Regions from separate parts of the Mus musculus genome. Here region 1 is linked to region 2. Evidence: chromatin contacts called from ENCODE Hi-C or POLR2A ChIA-PET data. All regions are on one chromosome and are shown on one strand. Each heading gives the region's core, a stretch centred on a gene start or an enhancer-like site at or near the end of the contact. The rest is flanking DNA. Distances are from core to core; before and after follow the strand shown.

Region 1 (2,867 bases), core at 202-2,701, 35 kb before region 2:
GATTACAGGCATGCACCACCTCTGCCGGGCAGCTCTCCCTTTTGTAACTGGTCATTCTAATATGTAGGTCCCTGGTACTTAGGGCCAGCGTTCTTCTCTTTGAAACTAAGTAGCTCTATCTAAATCGCAAACTGCTGGAGTCATTGGCTTCATCTTTTGCTCTGAAAGGCATTTTCAATTGCAAATGATGTTCAGTAAACACTTGTCGAAAGAACAATTCACTTGCCTTATTTTAGTGGACTCATTATTGTAGCAGAGGCTTGGGTATTCTTAACTGTATTTTGTTGGCTTCTAGAGAACACATTGACATTGGCTGTGTTCTTGCTCTCCTATAATTGAAAAGAGCTTTTGGAACTGAGAGGTACTTCTCCAAGCTTCATCTACTACTCCCCCAAAACCGGCAGCCCCGCACAGGAACCTATCTATGCACTTTGCATCGCACAGAACACGACTTTCTCACGCCTCCATCCATCTCTCTGTTCTGTGCCATTCCGTTTGTTGGCTAAGCGCTTACCCTGGCTCCTGTGCTGTGGAACTCCTACTCGCCCTCCAGTACTCAGTTCCACATCACCTTCTTTGTTAAGTCTTTTATACAGTGGGCTGAGGAACAGAGCCAGCCTTTCTCTATCTTTTTGGCTTCCTCAGCATTCCCCCAAAGAGCTATGTGTAAGTGTTATAGCTGTGTGTGTATGTGTGTGTGTGTGTGTGTGTGTGTGTGTGTGTGTGTGCGCGCGCGCGCGCGCGCGCATGAGGGTGTGTGCAGGTGAATGCTAGTGCTATCAGAGGCCAGCGGCACTAAGTCTCCTGGAACTGGGGTTACAGACAGTTGTGAGCCATCTGGTGTGGGTGCAGGTCCTCTGGAAGAGCAGCAAGCAGTTTTTGACCTGAGAGGTCTCTCCAGCCAAGACATTACTTGTTTACTCTTCTGCTGCTTCTCTCGATTTAACCTCTTGAAGGCCAGGATCTCTGCTCGTTGTTTCATCTTCTTTACCCAGCACAGTGCTTACTTACACTGGGTATGTGGTTCACTGCGTGAACAGACTAATCAAACAATTCATCGAATACTGCAGGTTGCACGAACCAGATCCCCAAACGTTTCTAGAACTGGTCCTCTATTTGGGTTGAGCCATCCTGAGATCTCTCCCCGCTCCTCGGTGCCTCTTTGCTTTGTTTTGGTAGAAAGGACGTGATTAGAGTGTGGAAAGCGCCGTTCCTCTAGAGCAGAGCTGTAATTCACTTGCTCCGGCACGTAGAGGGTTACAACGGCCCAGGGGCGGAGCCGAGTCCGTGCCACCTGCTGCGGGCCGAGCTGACGCATGCGCGAAGCCCCCCTCTAGGCTACCTGCCGGGCGGAGCGGAGGAGGAGCGCTTGCGCTCTGGGCCTTTTCCGCCGGGGGAAGTCTCGCGGGGGCGGGGCGCGGCGGGGCGGGGCCGCGTGGGGAAGTTCTCGCGGGACCCTGGCGAGGAGCGGAAGCTAGGTTGCTCTGTTGCTTCTGCGATCGGGCGGCGGCGGCGGCGAGAGCGAGCGGGGCTGCGGCCGGGACGGCGGTCGGGGCAGCGGGCGCCGCAGTCAGGGAGCAGCAGCGAGGTTGGCGGCTGCGGGCGGCAGCGCAGGGCGGGCCGGGCCGGGTGACGGAGTGGACGGCGCGTCACGGTGAGTGCAGGGGAGCGGGCGGGAAGTGAGCGGGAGCTCCGTGGTCCCCGCGCCGCGCGGCGGCGAGCGGCTCGGGCCCGGGCTGCTCGGGGCTGCCGGGGAGGGCCGCTCGCGGGCCGGGGAAGGCTGGGACCCGAGCGCAGCGGCTGCGCAGCCGTCTCCTCGTTTCCCCTTTTGGGGCGCTTCCTTCCTGGTGCCGGTCTTCCTCCCGCTGGGGGCAGAGACCCGGCCCGCCGGGGAGGTCTGGTGTGGCGGCCGTCCGGCTGGACGCTGGGGAGCCCGGAGCAGCCGAGAGGCGCAGGCTGCTGCTCTGAGTCAGGCTGACTGAGCCCGGGAGGCGGGGGATTCGGTGCCCGCAGCTAACGTGGTGATTGATGCTCCTTTGACCTGCAAGGCCACCACGTCACCGCCTCTTGGCATCTTGCGGTGGAATTGTGTGCGGGAATCCACCGTGACTTAGAATGATTGTTACCCGGACCCGCCGACGGGTCTTTGTGAGAGTTGGGCGCTTCTCTTTTTAGAAGGACTTGAGGGGGAAAAAATACTTGTTGGGGGGTGGGGGGGAAGCAGCAGCAGCAGCGGATAGGAATGCTGGAAGGAAGGAATTTTGGGGAGAGAGCCCCGTTGGTTCCTGCAACACTCTTAGGTCGTGTGGGTTGGTAAGAAAGGGATTTTAGGCTGTGTTCAAAAGCTATAGCAGTGCAGTTTGCCGGGTAGCCGAAGCGCGTTCAACGTCATCTTTCGGTGCTGTTGACACTCAGAAAGAGGCTAGAGAAACTGGGTTTTGTTGTTGTTGTTTTTTTGTTTTGTTTTTTGTTTTTGACTTCTTCACCTCTCTTTCACTTTTCCGTTTTTGCCTTCTGTCTCCATTCTACGCTACTAGGGACACGAAAAGCATCTGTAGCGCCAGTCATTGGTCCCTCCGCCCCCTTTAAAAAAAAATCTACTTCCCCTTCTTGCTGTTCCTCCGTTATAATTTTCAAGTTTCTGCTGGTTTGGGCACTGTTCATTTTCTCCGTCGTTCTAAGATCCCCTTTTCTTTTGGAGGGAGATACCTTCCCTGTTTGCATTCCTTTTTTAACGTCCACTGTATTCATCAGGCAGCCAGGAGGGCTACTTGGGAGCCAGGGGGGCGGGGGCGGGTGGTGGTGTTGGTGGTAGGGGGCTGTTTAAGTTCTCCCCCTGGGAACTAGGAAACTCAAAGGACTGAATT
Region 2 (2,700 bases), core at 148-2,647:
CTGTGACTAGTTCCAGGGACCCTACACTCTCTTTTGAATACAAAAGTGCTGAGCATGGGTGTGGTGCACAAACATTCATGCAGGTGAAACTCTCAGACATATAAAAGAATTAATTAAAAATAAAAAAGTCAAGTGCTGTTGCACAGGAGACCAGAGTGACTTCCCCTTGGCCCTGGTTTAAGAGTTTACCTGAAGCCGGGCATGGTGGCGCATGTCTTTAATCCCAGCACTCCAGAGGCAGAGGCAGGTGGATTTCTGAGTTTGAGGCCAGGCTGGTCTACAAAGTGAGTTCCAGGACAGCCAGGGCTACACAGAGAAACCCTGTCTCGAAAAAACAAAACAAAAAACCAAACAAACAAAAAAAGAGTTTACCTGAGGGCTGGAGAGATTGCTCAGCAGTTAAGAGCACTGACTGCTCTTCCAGAGGTCCTGAGTTCAATTCCCAGCAACCACATGGTGGATCACGACCATCTGTAATGTCATCTAATGCCGTCTTCTAGAGTGTCTGAAGACAGCTACAGTGTACTTACATATAATAAATAAATAAATCTTTAAAAAAAAAAGGTGGGGTTTACCTGAAATCACATGTGTATGGCTGAACATTACGGTACCCTTTGCCCAGATGAGAAAATTGAGTAGAGGCGGTATGCTTAATTTGCAAGGGTCTCTTGACTCTTGAATTAGAAAACCACCTTTATGCCTGCAAAGTATCCCTGTCCCCTAAGAACCAGTTTTGTGTGGAGGGTAGAGTATGGATTGTGCTGTCCTGGACATGCCCCACCAGGCTTTTGAAGGGGAGGAGTGGCTGTACTTCCTGCTGGGCACACAGGGCAATCACTTTTTGATAAAGTCCCCTGCTGTCTTTCATTATCTGTCTCACACAGCTCTGGTTTTCTCTCCTCCATTCCCTAGACTTACTATTTTTTCCTTCCTCTTCCCTCCTTGTGGGGAGCAGTTGGCATTTAATTGTGGTACTTCAGCCGTCAGCAGTTGTCACATTAGTAACTGGGTGAGCCCAACTGGAGGTGGGGGGCTGTTCTGCCCTTTTGAAGATCGGCCCCCACACCACTGTACTTAGGTACCCACGCTGGAGCAGAGGCAACTGGCTGCTTCCTGAGCTCAGACGTTTGATGATGTGCGTAGGGCTCCCATAGTTTAGAAGATTTAAATTCAGGACAAAGCCTGTGCACCTGACAGGCTAAAACAGAGGCAGACGCGGTTTTTGTTCCTGTTCCGTTGGTCTTCCCACCCAGCAACTTACTTACTCGGCTTGTAAAACGAAAAGTGTTCAATACTTATATCTATAGCATCTTGGTCAAACCAACATGCTTAAAAATATCTCCAGGAGTGCTTCCTGACTCCCGTGTGTTCTGAGTAACGTTGGCAGTGAGTGAGTTGGAGCTTTGCCTTCTTGGCAAGGGTTGATTTCTCCACTAAGGGGTGAAATCTGCTTCTGAGAGTTTGGAGGTGGGAAAAATGACTCATAAATAACATATCCAGCAGTATATAAATAGATCGGTAGTATATCTTTGATAGCTGATTTTTATAAGAGATGGTGTACACATTTAAGCCCAGCAGTTAGTAGGTAGAAGCATGCAGATCTGAGTTCAAGGCCAGACAGAGCTACATAATAGTACCTTGTCTTGTGGTGGCGGCACATGCGTTGATCCCATCACTTGGGAGGCAGAGGGCATGGCGCTCTCTTTGAGTCCAAGGCCAGCTTGGTGTACAGAGTGAGTTCTAGGACAGCCAGGCAGGGCTACACAGGAAAAACCCAGTCCAGAAAAACCAAATTAAATGAATAAATGGACAGGAAAGAGAGCTCAGGAGAAGACCTGGGTTGGATCCCAGCACCACCCACATGGCAGCTCACAGCCACCTGCAGTTCTAGTTGCAAGGGAGCCGATAGACTTCTTGTAATTTTTGTGGGTCCCAGGCATCCTTGCAGTGGACATACATACATCCATGCAAACAAAACACTCATACACAGAAGTAAATATAAAAAACAAACTTATAGGTGCTCTCCTTATTGTCTGTGAAAATAAGATGAAAAATACCATACAATAAGCTAGAAGAGAGTGTTGGTCGCTGCATTGTAGTTTGTTTGCTTTATTTCCTTGCTTTGGGGTGTTTGTGGATATGTATGGCAGTTAGAAAGCTTTAGGGCTTTCTTACCTTCCTTCGTGTTGGTTCCAGAGTTTGAACTCAGGTTCTCAGGCTCGGCAGCAAGTGCCTTTCTTTACCAGTGAGTCATCTCACCAGTCCGGAACTCGGATCATCTTTTTAGGTAGATTGCTTGGTTTATGGCAGACTTGGATTAGTTTATTCTTGGTTCTGAGCCCCAGAATGGTTTCCTCTGTAACAGCATCCAAGATGCTTAGCACAAGTCCTTCATTGTAAACAGACAATTCATGCATAAATTCACAAAGCATAGTCCATGTTCTGTGAGCCTAGACCTGCATGGGAAGCAGTTCTCCCTGATAACCAGGCAGCTGGTAAGGAACTGGCAGGACTCACGGGGATGTTTAGTAGAGTGTTGGAACTAGATGAACATCTTACAACTGTAATCCTACGTTCTGGAGCCTGAGGCAAGAGGCTTGTTCTGAATTCAAAGCCAGTCTGGACTACAGAGTGACTGTCTCAAAAAAGCAAAAAAAAAAAAAAAAAAAAAAAAAAAAGAAGGAAAGAGAAAAGAAAACC

The links. Hi-C counts contacts between places; a loop is a spot of excess contacts on that map. ChIA-PET counts read pairs that join two places held with the same protein, here RNA polymerase II (POLR2A).
Region 1: a map of left cerebral cortex shows a loop between it and region 2 (5-fold over the local background). The contact joins the promoter of Grb2 here to the enhancer-like site in region 2. A Hi-C loop is called at or near these places in 3 of 37 maps with a recorded cell type or tissue (heart and left cerebral cortex). POLR2A ChIA-PET finds 5 or more read pairs at or near these places in 3 of 5 experiments (Patski and embryonic stem cell).

The regions. Positions count from the first base shown.
Region 1 is chr11:115,707,181-115,710,047 of GRCm38, reverse strand. It overlaps Grb2 (growth factor receptor bound protein 2), which reads left to right and starts at 1,451. Exons shown (of 6, transcript NM_008163.4): 1 at 1,451-1,654.
Region 2 is chr11:115,672,789-115,675,488 of GRCm38, reverse strand. All of the region lies in intron 2 of Grb2 (growth factor receptor bound protein 2), which reads left to right. Among named protein-coding and RNA genes, the nearest start is that of Grb2, 34 kb to the left of the region's middle. Within about 2 kb of position 1,397, at least 2 of the 3 ENCODE cell types and tissues checked have a DNase peak (open chromatin) inside an H3K27ac peak, as active enhancers do; they include left cerebral cortex, where a contact is called at or near this core.